2 separate regions of the Homo sapiens genome follow, and region 1 is linked to region 2. Evidence: chromatin loops called from intact Hi-C (ENCODE). Cell type or tissue: natural killer cell. All regions are shown on one strand. Each heading gives the region's core, and the rest is flanking DNA. Links, peaks and the distances in the headings are about the cores only.

What was found. A loop is a pair of places that touch in the nucleus more often than their neighbours do. Peaks named below come from ENCODE experiments on the same cell type or tissue, not always from the same donor. Only the 100,000 strongest peaks of a DNase experiment are listed, where the experiment ranks them.
Region 1: it touches region 2 in a loop (5-fold over the local background); 6 of 110 quality-filtered maps call a loop at or near these places.

Annotation. Positions count from the first base shown.
Region 1 is chr4:120,046,890-120,055,235 of GRCh38, reverse strand. No RefSeq gene overlaps it. Among named protein-coding and RNA genes, the nearest start is that of MAD2L1, 16 kb to the left of the region's middle. RefSeq lists an enhancer at 5,158-5,537. In natural killer cell, for the core only: CTCF peaks have their summits at 4,942 and 5,143 (motif pointing right); a DNase peak (open chromatin) is centred at 5,175.
Region 2 is chr4:119,037,387-119,045,732 of GRCh38, reverse strand. The region is part of intron 4 of SYNPO2 (synaptopodin 2); the gene reads right to left. Among named protein-coding and RNA genes, the nearest start is that of SYNPO2-AS1, 57 kb to the right of the region's middle. In natural killer cell, for the core only: CTCF peaks have their summits at 3,375 and 3,582 (motif pointing left); a DNase peak (open chromatin) is centred at 3,582.

The sequences.
Region 1 (8,346 bases), core at 162-8,161, 1.0 Mb before region 2:
GCCCATTTCATCTACATTTATCTGCACCATTTTGCTATGCAAGCTTGTTTGCACAAAGGAACTTACATGAGATCAAAATCTTATTTTCTTGGAATTTTATCTGTGTGGAAAAAGGCATCCCAAATATAAGCTGGACCACCCATAGTCCATTTCCTTGCAAGGGAAAGAGTCCAAACACTTTAAAAAACTTTCTAGATATGGACATATCTAGTGGATGCCTAGACATGGATATGAATTTCTTTCTGAAATGGCAGTCTCACTGACCAAGTACAGATGCTAGTGGTTTTAAAGATTGGGTCTGTGATGTGCAAAATATTTCATATCTAACATGCAGTTATTGGATCACTGTGTTCACACTCATAAGAGTCAGTACAGCTCTTTAAAAACAGGCTGTAAAGCTTACAGCCTCCAAGTCTAGGAAAGGAAATTCATGGGTATTGATCATCTACTGTATGCCAGGCACCACTGAAGTGCTTTACATCTGTTCAGCTGACTCCTAAATGAATGGAGGTTGGGGTTAGTGGGGAAATGGAAGACTTGGGCCACAAGCTGTGGTCTTAGAAACTGATGATGGGACATGGGGAGAGCCATGAGATAAAGGAAATTAAGTCTGAGTTCCAAATGAGGAGTCCTCTGGAGCAAGGAACAGCCCCCAAACCTCAATTTAGGGCTGTGAGGGAGAAGAGGGTGGGGAGAGAAGGACTGCATCCAAAATGGAAATTCTACAACTCCGCTGATGCCTCCATCGCCCCAGAGGAGACCCATAAAGCAAAACCATGAAGAAACACTGGGGAGTCTGAATCCTTTATAGAACATCTTTAGCTCAGTTTGTGGGCAGGGAAGGGATCAGTCTTCAAATTCATTCATTACATGCATTATCTCAATCCTTGCAACAACCCTGTGAGAATTGATATCCCCACTTTATAGATTTAAGAACTAAGATTCAGGAAGGTTAAGTAATTTGCCCAACTGCAAACATCCAGAATCCATGTGCTGGCCCAATTCCCAAACCAATAGGAACCAAATCCTTTTATTATATCTTGTTTCCTCTCAGAGTCTAGGGGACAGAGGAGGGTTCTCCTGCTCCAGACTTAGCTACAAAAAGACTAGAATACCGTGTGAATCTCACTCCAAATTGAGGAAGTAAGAACTTGTAGTCAAAATATTTGAATATTGCATTAACTTTTCATAATACTGCCATTAAATGTTCACACAGGGCATTTTGCTTTAAAACAGGAGCATTCATTTTCTTTCCAGCAACATTTCTTCTCTAATTCTTTCACTTGTTTTTGTAACCAAAGGTGTGTTGGAATTTGTGTTTAACATGTAATCCTGATCCTTCTACTTTGTGAGTTTTAACCAACTTGAGACATAGATGCAGGAAACAGAAGAAGATTGAAATTTATTATATGTATTATTACCCAAATTACAGCACTCTATAGTAAAGCTGGATTGGAGAATGAGCCTTACACTTAAGTCAGAAATAGGGTTTGCTACTCCTTCTTAAGTGAACCAAGCAGCCTGTGTAGTCACAGGTGGAAGGGCCAGACAACTTCATTCTTCCTTCTCCAGCCCAACTCCAACCTAGGAGGAAGCCTTGCATGCTGAATTGCCAAGGGCAAAATTAGAAAGCACTGTACTCGAGCTGCTACAAGCCATGGAAAAATTTCTTCTTTGCTGCTTGGGATGGGCTGAGAGAAAAAGTGGAGAGAGGGCCCCAGAACGTTACTCCAGTGCTGTTTTCTGTCATCAGGATTGGAACAGAAACCCTAAGAGTGGAGTAACAAGCATCCCTCCTGCTATTTGCCAGCTTTTTCATCTCTTGGTATATTACAGTGTGTGTTCCACTGGCATTATGTAAGTTGATTTTAGGTAGCATGATGACAGGCATTTTTTTAAAAAGTTTTAGTAATATATATGTTGTAATCAGAAAAATATGTAACATTGTTTATCATGAGTAAAAAATTGAGCGAAAGATTTTAAAAGTATACACAATATTTAAGGAAAAATATTATATCAGTATTAGTGTGAGCGATATGCAGACACGAAGGCCACATATGAAGGAAGGCTGGGAAACAATGTCATAACCCACTGGACTTAAGCAACTTGGAAGTAAGCCAGGGTGGGCTGTTCCTCTCAGCAGGGAAGTTGCTTGCTCACAGGGCCGTCATGTTCTCACTTTCCTAAACCCTCCTTCTTTCCACACTAATTCCCTCCAGAGCTGCCAATGGGCATTTCGCTTTTTGCCAACAAAAGTCTCTAGCAACATGAGTCAGACAGAACTGCATGCAGCACCCTAAGCAGAAAATGTATTCCCCATTCTATTTCCTATTACTGATTATGCTCAGTCATGTTGTCCAGAATTAATGAATGTATTCATTTTATATTCATGTATACATTCATGAATGTATTCATGAATGCCAAGACCAGATCAACAACATAAAAATATTCTAAAGTTGAACAATATGAAACTCTTCTCATTTTTTAACCCTCCAGACTAAATTCCCTTGCAAATGAAAAGCCCATAGAAATTAAGGTCAAATTCCTTCATTCCCAATTCTATACAATTGGCTCATTCTCAGCCAGAGGGTCTTACACTGATCTCTGGGTTCCTATAAGTTCAGCTATAACCTGGGCCGTCTTTCATAGGAATGGTTACAGCTTCTTCAGTCTTTTCAAAATTAATTCAAATTTCTAAGTAATTCAGCTCTCCAAGGGGTAACTAATCACAAAAGAAACTGTGGCTCCACTATGTAAGTTATTACAAGCAAAATTATGGTCCCCAAATTAAGTGAATGGTGTAATCTTTTTTGACACGGTTGTCGCCACCCAAAGAGCATGGCAGATAACTTAATGGTACCTGTGTTGTAGACAGAAGGACCTGAAAACAGCTGGGTTTCTGTTCCAGGGAGGGCCAGCCAGCGGTGCCAGTGTCAAGAGTTCACAGGCTGTAAATCTATATACACTGAGCAGAAACTGCCCATCAACAATTATGCTTCCACATGTTTAGTGTGTGTGTGTGTATGTGTGTGTGTGGTGGTGGTGGTGGTAGGTGTAGTGGCAATGCTTCTGGCAAACTCCCCATGTATATTACCTACTTTCTCAGTGAATGACATTTGAGACATTATTCCTTCTTAGAAAATTTAGATGTTTTGATTTCTTCATGTCTTGCATTTCATGCTTTTAGCACTTCAGTGCAAGACTGTGATTAGTCTAGATTAAACCTCTATTCCCAAATATCTTCAGGTGCGTTCTCTCTAGGAGCGTGAAGTCTCTCCTTTGTGGAAACATGAGGAATGGAGTAGTGACCATCACTCTACTCCCTTAGCACTATTTTAACTTAATAATATATCATATTGTATTTATTCAGATAATAGTAATTGTCACCACTATTCCATATGCTTTTCATTCCTACCTGGGCAGGTCAGGTTGGTCCCAGCTGACCAATAGTTAACCATAGTCAAAATTAAAAAAAAAAAAAAAAGAAGTTAAAACTCAAGGATCACAGAAAGAGCCAGGGAGTCAAGCTTACTCTTCTCAAGAAATAAGAGAATGATGTCAAAGTTTAGCAAAGCTTTAAGGAGATTCTAGATCTGATGGACTGAAATAGTCAAAAGTTAGTATTCCAAAGAATTAGGCCCCTGTAAAGACAGAACACAGTAAATTGAAAGAAGACCCCAGAAACCCTGAACTTCAGGGCAGGTACTTTTTCTGTTGCCCTTTAATTTCTTCCTGTCTCAATTGGACCTAACCATGAGTATGAGGAGAGTGACTGCAGCTGGGGAAAGAAATAGTGCCAAGAGCTGCAGCTGCAGAAAGTTTTGTTTTCATTTTTTTAACTTTTATAGTGTAAAATTAATATGCTCATAAGTTAATAAAATCAAACAGTACAGAATGGTACCAAGTGAAGAGTAAATTATCCACCTGTCTTCATTCCCCCACTCCCCACGTCTAATCTAGCTCCTTATTTTCAAACATGTTTTGTTCTGTTAGTGGTTATCACCATACCTTTAAGCATATGTTAATATTACTATTTTTTTTGTTGTTGTTTTTCAACTTTAGGTCACATCTATTGAAAGATGAGAAACTTAGTTCGTATTTCTTTATCCATCTACTCCTGAGTTTTTCTAGTCATATTATTTTCTTCTGGTGGTTATCTTTATAATTTTAAAGAATATGTTCAAGCTCTATATTTTGTTACATCAATTTTAGTATGTTGATTCCTTGCTATAGAAGGTACAAGAATTTGTGTCTGACATTGCTGGCCACATCTCTCTGCTACCTTAACATTCAGACTTTTGTGTTTTTTCCATTATCAATTTTAATACTAGTTAGATTCTCTTTTATAGTTATTATTGTCTTCCAGTTTCGTTGATTTGTTGACTCTACAAATTGAAATAGCATTTTCATTATCCTGATTATTGAATTACCCCTTATTGATTGATCAAATAGCATGAGTCTACCTATTAAGGGGAGAAAATGTAATCTAGTTCATTAATACTGAACGATGAATGTTCCAAGTGACAAGATAGAAAAGGAGTCCATAAACTCAATCTTCAAGCCTTCTTATGAAATTATTCATTTAGCCTATATCTTTAATATCCAAGAAATTAAACATAAAACATAAACATTTTTTACTGTGCTTGATTCTAGCCACCCATTCATTTGCTTCTTAACTATGAAGATGTTAATATTTGTTGAAAGATCAATTTTTCTTCTGTTCTCTTAATTACCTACTTTCTTCAGGAGTCACCTAGTATATCTGCTCCACTTGGACGTTCTCATTTTTGCTGTTTATTTCTTCTAAATTTTGTGAGTTTTAAAAATCTATGTGAATGATGGAAAAAAGGTGATCAATACTGGTAGCATGGTTTTCTACTGTGATACTAGGACTTTCCCTTTAATAAAAAGACAGATGCCATGGCTTGTGTACACAGAAGCTAGGAGTATGATTTAGGGTACATTTACATATTTTGTTCATCATGTATTTTTTACAGTTATTTTGACTTTTAAAACTATTGCATTAAAATATTATTTATCTAATTTAGTTAGTTTGGGGGCTCACCCTCAAAATTTTGTGTTCCAGGCTTCGTTCTTCTCACTGTAGTACCTGCCTTGAGACAGGGCCTGAAAGAGTAACCATCATTTCCAGTTATGGTCAGCAGAGGGCAGCAAAGGGCAGTGGAGTACGTGCTTGCTCTCAGGGCCTGGGCATCCTTCACTTTGTGGAGGCAAAAATCAGGAACTGGGAAGTAGAGGTCCAGATGGCCAGAATTAGAAGCGAAACTACTCACAGTGGCAGTGACCCAGGATAGAGACCAGGCTAAGCAGGGAGTGAAAAGGTTTAGTCAAAAGGGAGCCACAATTCGCAGCCCGGTATCTGCCATAGAGATGTGAGCAAGTAGACCTCAGGAGGTGAATCATCACTTGAGTTCTTTCGCAGTCCTGACTGCGACTCCCAGCGTCTCTCAAGCCCGCGGTGTGGCTCCTTAAAGTCTCAGGCATCGACTATCAACTGTGGAAGAGAATGAAAACTTCCTGTCTGAGAGTTGGTAACATGCTGCCAAGTGCTTAGGGGTTCCAGAACCAGCCATTTTGGGGAGGAGAGATTGAGTGGAGTATGAGCACCGAATACAAACGCTGAAGGATGATGACGATATTCGCATGTACATGCCAGCTAAATAATTTAGGAGCCTGCCTAAATGCGATGTGCTTTAAAATATAGTCCTGCCCCCCGAGCCAACACACATCTGGGAGGAAACAATGTTTCGTTGTGGAAACACCATGTGACTTTGGAATCAGACACACTGGACTCTCTGAATTGTTCGGTATGTGGCTCTTGGTTACTTAACTGATGGAGCCTCAGTTTCTCCATCTGTAAAAATGAAAATTCTTATCTCATAAGGCTACTTCGAGGAAATGCAAATGATGTACATGAACTACCTGGCAAAGAGCTTGGCCACCTGTAGTTGCTCGATTGACTTTACTACCTTTTCTCTCTGCCTTCCCTTTGGTCATGGAAGAATATCTGTAATATTGCTTGCTATTTTGAAATGTAAAGTCTTCCCATAAGCATAATTGACATTAGCTGAGAGATTGCTATGTTGGGTACCATAGAAAGTTTTCTATGGTATTATTTAAAATTCATAACAACCCTATGAGGTAACTTATCATCATCTCTGTCTTGCAGATGAGGACATGGAGGCTTTAATAGTATAACTGGTTTTCCCAGTGTCACATAGGTAGTGAGTAATGATCAGGGGTTCAAAACCAGGTAGTAGTTTGATTCCAGAGCTCATGCTCTTAACAGTATACAACCTCCTTTTCTATACAGACATTTTATCATCGATTAAAAATTTTAAGAGAAAAAATAGAATTAAGAAAATAGAAAAGAAAGAGGGAGAAAGAGAGAGAGGGAGAAAGAGAGAGAAAGAGAGAAAGAGGAAATAGTGTAGTTTTGTCTTTGTGATGTGCTTAAATGTTGGTATTACTGGCATAGCATCACCTTGTACTATCTCTTCTATGTGATTTTTAGGGTGAAAATTCAGTTTAAAGAAATAAATGAGAGACTGCTATGGACTGAATTGTGTCCCCCTAAATTCATATATTGACGCCCTCACCTCTCTCTCTCCCTGCCATGTAAAAATATAGTTAAAAAGTGGCTGTCTACAAGCCAGAAAGAGAGCCCCTACCAGAAACTGAAAATGCCAGCACCTTGATCTTGGACTTTAAACCTCCTGTGAGAAATAATTTTTTTCTGTGAGAAATAAACTTTTGTTGTTTAAGTAACCCAGTCTATGGGATTTGGTTATGGTGGCTTGAGCTGACTGAGACACAGACTCTGTCACTGTTATTCTATTAAGAGCTCATCTATCAAATTAAAATAAATAACAAGAATAATTTTTATTGGCTTTTTTCTCATTTTTTTCTAGTTTTTTAAATTGTTTTTTACATAACATAAATTTGCCATCATATTATTTTAAGTGTACAATCAGTAGTATTAAATACATTCATAATGTTGGGCAACCATCACCACCATCCATCTCCATAACCTTTTTCATCTTGTAAAATGGAAATGCTATTACCATTAAACAATAACCCCTCATTCTCCCCTCCCTCCAGCCCCTGGTAACCACCATGCTTCTTTTTGTAATCATAATTTTGTCTGATAGATATAGCTGATTCATGTGTTGTTTAAGTTCACTATTTCCTACCTATTTTTTGTCTGGTTGTCCTATTCATTATTGACAGTGGGATATTAAAATCTCCAACTATTATTGTAGAACTGATTATTTATCCATGCAATTTTCAGTTTTTGCTTTATGTATTTTAATTGACTGTTTTTAGATGCATGCATGTTTATACTTGTTATAACTTCTGCTGGGTTGAACCCTCTAAGTGTGCAATGTCCTTCTTTGTCTCCTCCTTTGTCTCTTGTTCTTGTCTTTTCTGATTTAAAGCTTTTTTAAAAAAATATTTGTATAGCCATCTCTTCTCGCTTCTGGTTACTGTTTGCATGGAACATCTTTTTTTCATTCTTTCACATTCCATCTATTTGTGCCTTTGGATCTAAAGTGAATCTCAATGTCAGGCGCAGTAGTATATGCCTGTAGTGATAGCAACCCGGGAGGCTGAAGCAGGAGGACCATTTGAGCCCAGGAGTTCGAGTCCAGCCTGGGCAACATAGTGAGATCCCATATCTCATAAAAAATTTCAAAATTAAAAAAAAATAAAGTGAGCCTCCTGCACGTAACATATATTTGGATTATGGTTTTTAATCCATTTGGCCAATCCTTTAATTGGAGTGTTTAATGCATTTACATTTAAAGTAATTACTAACAACAAAGGGACTTCTAACAGTTTGCTACTTGTTTTCTATATGGTTTGTAGTTTTTTGTCAATAATTTTCTGCATTACTGTCTTCTTTTGTGTTCACTTGATATTTTATATTAAAACGTTTACATTTCTTTCTCATTTCCATTTTTACATATTTTATAGCGATTTTTCTTTGTGGCTACCATGGGGATTACATCTGACATCCTAAAGTTATGCCAATCTAATTGGAATTTTTACCAGCTTCACCTCAATAACATCCACCTCTGTGCTCCCTTACAGGTTCGTCCCTACTCCTTTTGGTTGATGTCTTAAAATCATATTTGTATACACTGTGTGCCCCAAAACATAAACTAATACAGGCATACCTTGTTTTGTTGTGCGTTTTATCACACACACAGATACTGCATTTTTCACAAATCAAAGCTTTGTGGGAACCCTGCATAGAGCAAATCTATCAGTGTTTTTTTTACTAACGACACACAGTCACTTTGTGTCTCTGTCACATTTTGG
Region 2 (8,346 bases), core at 331-8,330:
TTCATAAAAGTCTAGTTTAATTGGTTCAAACATAAAAAATAAATGTTAAACACATTTCAAAATATTTTCTGAAGTTCTCTCTTTCCTCAAAAGATTTAAATAGTAAACGTCATTCATTTAGATTCCCACGGTAGAAAAAGTGAATAGTATATATAAAAAGTTCAGACTTCGTCAGTTTCTATGGAGAAACAAGTAATTTTCATAATAAACAAAGAATGTTGATCTTGTTTAAAATAAACAATCTTTTGACCTTGTGGGAGTTTTTTGGGTTTTTGTTTTTTTGAGACAGGGTCTTGCTCTATCACCCCGGCTAGAGAGCAGTGGTGTTATCATAGCTCATTGCAGCCTTAACCTCCCGGGCTCAAGACATCCTCTCACCTCAGGCTCTCAAGTTGCTTCCAGTGAGCCACTGCATCCAGCATGTGGGAAGTTTTTGTAGAGAAAAATGTTGGTACCTGGCACATGGTAAGCACTTAATTTATTATGAGAGTAATGATTATCAGTACAGAAAACTAACATGTTTTGTATTGTATTCAGTTATAATTATGTGACTGCTATTTGAAGTGGAGCTAATAGCCCTTAAGCAAAATTATTTCCCAATTAAAATGCCTTTTGCTTTTTTAGAGAAAAATCTTATCAGTTATGATGTTAACAACAAGGATTCTTAAGAAATGTGTGCATACCATGTAACAAACTTGATTTGGCCTCTGCACAATAACATTCCCAAAACTTCCCACTGATGTGTTTAGAAGCATCCTCTGTCACGACTTCTAATTACATTAAAAATCTCTGACAATTCAAAGCGAGTTAATGGCAATGACGAAGACACAGCAACTATACAGTGTGTGACAACATAATTTCACAAAGATGTGGAGAATACAGGATGAGGAAAATGACTGAGTTGGCCTTTGTAACTGCTTTTCTGTCCACTATGTTTCTAAGCTTATTAAATGGAACCTTTGATTAATATCCTGGGCCCTGGGGAAATTGTTTAACCTACTGTTCTTTGAGAAATGTAAGATTTACTCCCTATCATATTTATGTTTTCCTGGTCAAAAACATGACCCCAGAGTGAGGTTTAAAATTAGGAATCTTAATCACTTGAACTTGGGAGGTGGAGGTTGCAGTGAGCTGAGATCACGCCACTGCACTCCAGCCTGGGCGACAGAGTGAGACTCCATCTCAAAAATAAAATAAATAAAAATAAAATTAGGAATCATAAATCCAGCTCTTCATCAGGAAAGGCATCAACAGCTTGTTTTCTTAAGCACAGAATAGAAAAAAATTATGCTCAATTCCTTTATCACATCTCTGGTCCAAGTGATAAGTTTTATTTAATGATATCTTTCCTGTTTGAGGGAATTTACACAATAATTTCATGTATGTCATTTCATTTTAGAGACATGGAGATGCCATAAACTATGTGGGATTTTCAAATGTGTGATTGTTTTGCTGGAGGAGAAACATGGGTTAAAGAGAAGTATACAATGATGGTCACGATCATGTGCTTTTCAAATACAAATGGGAAACTTAGGAAACATCTTTTATCAGAAGTATCCCAGTTACATTTCTTCAGAATAAGCAGCATTTACTTCCATTGAAAACACTAATTCCAGATATAGTTGTAGTCTGTCATTAATCACTGAAAGGATGTCTCGGGAGTTATTGGAATGTGTGTCTACTTATCAGACATACGAAATTAGAGATCAAATACTTAATTTTGCCCATGGCTATAGCTGCTATTACAGCTGGTTTTTATTTGCATAGCTTTTTTTTTTTTTTTTTTTTTTTTTTTGAGACGGAGTCTGTCTCTGTCACCCAGGCTGGACTGCAGCAGTACGATATGGGCTCACTGCAACCTCTGCTCCCCAGGTTCAAGTAATTCTCCTGCCTCACCCTGCCGGGTACCTGGGATTACAGGCATGTGCCACCACGCCCAGCTAATTTTTGTGTTTTTAATAGAGGTGGGGTTTCACCATGTCGACCAGGCTGGTCTTAAACTCCTGACCTCAAGTGATCCACCCACCTCAGCTTCCCAAAGTGCTGGGATTACAGGCGTGAGCCACTGCGCCTGGCCGGCATAGCTTTCTTAATGCATTCATGAAGCTGCAATGTATAATTGTCTTGAGATAACATTGTATGTTAATACTACAGCAAATTTTGCCATGTAGACCACACATTTATTAAAAGGATCTCATTCTTTAGTATTCTCCTGACTTCTCCCCATCCCAAAGTTTGCCTTCATTTTGATTTGATGTTAGGTATTTATTGACTATTACAATTGTTAAACAATTTTTTCACTTTTAGTATTAATTCATGCAAATGCATTGATGAATTTACAAAAATATTATGAATTAGCTAAAATACTACATCAGCCCTCTTAACTGCTATGGATATGTAATCTTAGCCTAAGATAAAAAGTAACTTCTGGGGAGACTAAAATGGATAGGCCCTCATCAATACACATTTGAGAGAAAGAGAGGAAAAGAGAGATCCTTTAGTAGTATGTGTGTCTAAATTCTTAAGCAATTATCCAAAACAAAAACAAAAAACAAAACAAAAAAAAACATGGCAGTAAGCCGAGATGGTGCCACTGCACTCTAGCCTGGGCGACAGAGCGAGACTCTGTCTAAAAACAAAACAAAACAAAACAAAAACAAAAGAAAAAAAACAACCAACCAAACAAACAAAATACAATGAACAGATCAGTCATTCATTGACCACATGGCATCAAACCTGTGCAGTGACCTAGGCTCCAGCATTAACCCATCATTTATAATATCCAGCTCTCCCATTAGTCTTTTCTCCTCCCACTGGTAAATGTACAAACATATATTTCACATCACAGAACTTCCAACACGTCACCATCTTTTCTGTTTTAGAAATAAACTTTAGTGCCTCAAAGTTTTGAAAACAATGTGCTTGTTAGGATCAAAGCCGTCACCAAGTGGGTCTGCCTGTTTCTTTGTTCCGTACACTCTTGTAACATATAAGCAGCCTCTGACTGATTTTGCATTTTGTTGACATACTACTCTATTTGCCAAGATTAATGTTAAAGTTAAACAAAAATATTGGGCTCTTTCCCTATGATGCATAAAGTGCATGAACTTCCTTTTTCTTTTGAAAATTTTATAATCGTATTTATTTTCATTTTAAAAAGCTAATAAGCATTCAAAGTGCTTCAAAATTTTCCATTAGCCTAGATCCCAAAATAAGAATGTTTAGATTACTGCCAGATAGATTTAAGCTAGTTATTAGTAAGAATATTTTGGATTTGGAGATAACAGAGTCTAGGGCCCAACAGCCAAGGGAAGTCATACAATCTTTTTCCCCAGAGATAAGAAAAAATAGCCAAGGAAATTCAATCTCTTTTCTAGATAATAAAATTGTATCATTCTATTCTATCCCTAGAAATATTTATACTCATTCTTGATTAGAAGCAGGGGGTCAGATAAAAATCACGTCTCAAGGCCCCCTTTAGTCTTTTGTCTTTTTTAAAAAAAGAATATTCAAAGCAAATTGTAATGCAACGAGCTTTAGAATGGCTGCCTGTGAAGCACTGAGAGGGAAGGAGAGTTTGCTGCCATCTCCTGGACGTTTGAAATAAAATCGGCAAGATGAGTGCTTCAGCGCCTGCCTGTTCCTTTTAGACGGGGCACTAAGACTGTGGAAGCAGGTGCAGTTTACAAGTCTGGCTGTCCCTGACTGGATAAACAGGAAAACTATTTATGGGTTTTAAAGAATAAAGTTGATTTAAGTGGTTTGCATGTTAGAAAAGTGTTATTCAAAGTGTAGTTCACAGCCCATTAGCATCAGAATCACCTGGGTTGTATGTTACAAAAACAAATTCCTAGGTCCCACCCAAACCTAGTAAATCAGAATCTCTAAGGTGGGGCTATCTCTAAGGTGGGGAAATCTTAATTTTACACTAGGAACAAAAAGTGGAAAGCTATATGTTACACTACGAAGGGAATAGTTTGCTCATACTAAAGTGCTGTATATAAAGGAAATCATATTAGTTCATTCAATGTAAAATTAAAATTAAAAGTTCTAAGTAATATATTTAGTGTTGCTGTTTATTTCAGTAATACCACCCACAATGAGTTGTGACATTTCAGTGAGTATTTCATAATGCAGAATTCAAAATCTAGCCCATATTGGACTTACGTGAAGAATTATGATCTGCACCATTTGTTAAACAGTAATAAGTAATCCAACCACAACCAACAGACTCTGAGTGTGAATTAAAAAAAAAACTCCAAACCAAAGATCTAATTGTGGAAGGATTGCAATGAAACCTTAAATTAGTACATTATATTAGTTCAACCAATTCCTTAGAGATTCTTAGCTCTAGAAAATGGTTTTGTGAACATTTCTTTATCAGTGTTAGATATGCTAGGTGAAAAAAGAACAAAGGGGTTTTTAGTACAGTAAGAGGCCTAGTTTTGCTTTATTTTTAAATGTAATTAAATGGCACAAAAGGAAAGCAAGACTAAATCAATTCAATTGCATTTGAAACAAAAGCTATTCTGGATTCAGATAACATTTTCAGAATCTCAGCTTGTTTTGATTTTTTATCTTCAAGATGAGTCTTGACTTCTGCTTCTGACTCAGAAGGATTCTAGAAGTACCAGAAAACCCACAAAAATTCCCTGGGTTTGAAAGGCAGCTGGAATATTAAGTTCCTCCCTATGTCAGTGGCTCAGCTTCTTAGAATTGTTTTTCATCACTTGCCCTGAGCTGGGAGTTTGCTCTGTTCAGGCCGAGGTTTCACTCTTTCTGTTTTTGGAAAGTGATCATGCCTCTCAGGCAAGGGGATCAATTACTCTAAAAAGGCCAGGTTGCTGACCCTTTGTCCTAGGACAGTGTGGAAAGGAGGGATAAGGACAGCTGTGAGCTGCGCCCTCCTAGGTCAGCCCAACTGTTGCAGGTCTGAAGTGGGGTAGTCTCAGGGATAGGGTTGCCAACTGCTCCACTTTCAGTGTAATAGGCCTATTTAAGCTTCAACTATGCTACCAGGTTACTCAGGATACCAACTATCCTGTTTAGAGAATATGTTTGGTTTACAAACATTTCCCCAGAAGAGCTCTCTTCATATTACTAAGTCCACTACATTCATTCTATTTAACATTGGTACTTTGAACTGAAAACAGTGTCTTTATAGTAGAGGCTCAAAGCTGATGTTATTTTATAAAAATATTGAACCAGTCTTTTTGAATCTGATCTCATCTTTGTATACCACGAAAAGAATGCTGGCACAATAGATGAACACAAAGCAGGAAAAAATGGACAAACAGGCTGAATACAGAGGAATGTAAACATATAAACTTCAGTAAGAAGAAAAAAGAGAAGAAACAAAGATCTCTCAACGACTCCTGGGAATAGATTTCTTGTGTCAATGTGAAATTTATAGCGACACTCCTTCTACTTTTCCTATTTTAGTTGTGGGTCTCAAACTGGGATTCATATTAACAGAGAACACAAAAGAACTTGTTTAATTGTGTTTTCCTCATTGGAAGTTTTTAAAATAGTAGCTATTGTTTATTGAGTGCCCCTTAGAAGAATAATAATAGCTAACATGTGTTGAATACTTTCTCTGTGCCAGGCAGTGTTTTATATACAAAATGCATATTGTTTCATTTAATCTTCATAACAACTTGTGAGGTACACCTATTATTGTCTTCGTTTCACAGCTGAGGTATTGAAGCACAGGGCGACTGAATCCTTTGTTTAAAGTCTCCCAACCAGCAGGAGGCAGGCCTGGGACTCAGAGGCAGGCAGCGCGGCCCTAGAGCCCACACTCTTAATCACTACCAATGTACTTCTTGTGGGCTCAAGGTTTACACACCTTATCTCATCTAATAGTATGTGAAGTTCATTTAAGACATGATTACCTTTTGCTTTTCCTAAATTAAAAAAAAGTCTTGTCTTCTTTTTAATTTAAAAATTGGAAGGAACCTTATTCTCTGCATTATTGTTACTGAAATTTGAGGGTTTCTCTCATCACTATTCTGTTCTTCCTTTATTTGCCAGGTATAAATTACCATAACTCTGGTAATATGTGATGCTGGTTGGCTGGAAGCGGTAGGTGTTTGAGGCGTGTGGTCTAGTGCACTGTGGGAATTTGTTCAACAGAAACCAGCAAAATGTTGAGCTTCCCTTCGCCATTATTGAGTTGTAATAAGCAAATAGGCTGATGGAGATAAAAACTACAGCTTTTCCCCATGCACCCTGTTTAAAAATGTCTATTGCTTGGAGCTACCAAACTCTAAGATGTTGCACTATTTCTTATTTTGATTTAGAAGGTTTAGTGTAACTTTGGAGTTATCTCTGAGACATGTAAAACTCATCACTTCTGATGAGCAGTTCCTTTTACCTGTGACCTGAGTCTTCTTGCAATCAGGGGAGGTAGTATAGCCTTGTGATTAGATGATGGCCATAGAGTTTGACTGTTGGGTCCCGAGGCTTAGCCCTACCATGTTACACAAGTTCCTTAAGTTTTCTTTACCTCAATTTTCTCATCTTAAAGTGGGATGATAATAGTACCTACATCATACTTTCATCATTTTGTGGTGACCAAAAAAGTGCTTAGAGTGGTACCTAGCACATCTTAAGCCCCCATAATTGTTACCTTATTAGTGGTTCTATGATTTTAAATTAAGTCAATAAAGCTCTGCAAATGTAATGAGTTTTTACAATTAACCTAGAAGCTCACATCTTCTTTTTTTGAAGTTGGTGATGGGACTGTTCCAAACCCATGTTTAGAATCTATCACACTAGTTCCTCAGGAGATGTTTTCAAAATAACAATGATATATAAAAGGAAAAAAAAAAAACCACTGGAAAAAATGTAAGGTTTAAAAGTGTCCTTGCTGGGAAGCCTTTGACAGAAATAATTGTTGAGAAATCTTCCACTGAGGAATCTTTGAGGTGGGAAGGGTTTGCTGCCTCATGCACTTGACTGCTGTCCTGACTGGGATTGGCACCGTGACACTCTAAGATTCCAGGGGTAACTCTTTTTCAGAGTGTAGTCTGAAATACTGAAAACTTGTGACTCCCTCAGCGTTATTCTGTTTAGAATTATTCTTGTTGAAATGCCTTAAGTTATTATTGGTTTAGTAGCAAGCCATGCTAGGTGCTGATTCACTACTTAATAAGAAAGTTCCCTGAGTTACATTTAGTTAAAATGGCAGAAAGCCAAAGGGAGCACTTCCTTTTATGCAGAGTTTGATTATGCTTTATTTTTAAAAATCACATTCTTCCCCATTCCCAGCCAACGAACAACACTATTCATTCTGAAATAAGAAAATGAAAGAATTTTGAGAAGTCACACAACATTGCTGTAAATTTCATTTTTTTTTTTTACTAATAAAACAGATGCTTCTTTCTCAGAGATGGGTTTTCACTTTCAACATGCGTCATAGCATCTGATTTTCTGAGCCATCTTGGGAAATGGAGTCTTTCCTAATGTCATTGAATGTGGTCAAAGCTATCTACAAAGCAGAGACAGTAGGCTCTTGGTGAATCAGTTTGGGAAATTCACAATTAAGCAGTCTCAGGGAGTGAAATTCCGGGGTCTGATGAGACTGTGGAAACCATGTGGTACTGTAGGGAGAGCACAGGTTTGGATGCCAGACAAATATCTAAATCTAACCCTAATCCACTGCTTATAAGCTTAGTGATTGTTGCACAAGTTGTTTAGCTTCTCTGAGCTTAGATACCTCATCTGTAAAATGGGAATAATACCTTCTTTTTAGTGTAATTCTGAAGAATAATGAAATCACAGTATAATTGGTTAAGAATTCAGGCTGCAGACTGAATCCAGGGGCCATTACTTAACATCGTATGATCTTTGGCAAGTTACTTAGCCTCTTTGTGCCTCAGAATCTCATCTGTAATCTATAAAATGGGGATAATGATCATACCTAGCTCACAAGGACTGCTGATTAAAAGCAGTAATCTGTGAAAGATACTCAGCACAAATCAGGGCCCAAATTTTGTGCTCAGCTAATGTTAGCTATTATCAAAACTTATGTAAAATATTTAACACAGTTCCTGCATATAGTAGAAACTTAATACATTAACTCCTGTCTTTTCCTCAGGACCCATGAGATTATTTGAATGACTGCCACAGCTTCTGTCCCCACTCATGTCATCCTGACTTGAACCAAAATGCTTGATTTTGGGTTGTTGCATGGCCTTGATTATTGCACCAAATAAAAGTATCAAAGATTCTCTGACTTCTACCGTGTATCCTGAAGAAAAGACAAATGAAAACACTATGGCTTTTGTTATTTACTTCCAAGAAGAACATTTTTCTGTTTATTCTTAGAATGTGAATTTTTTT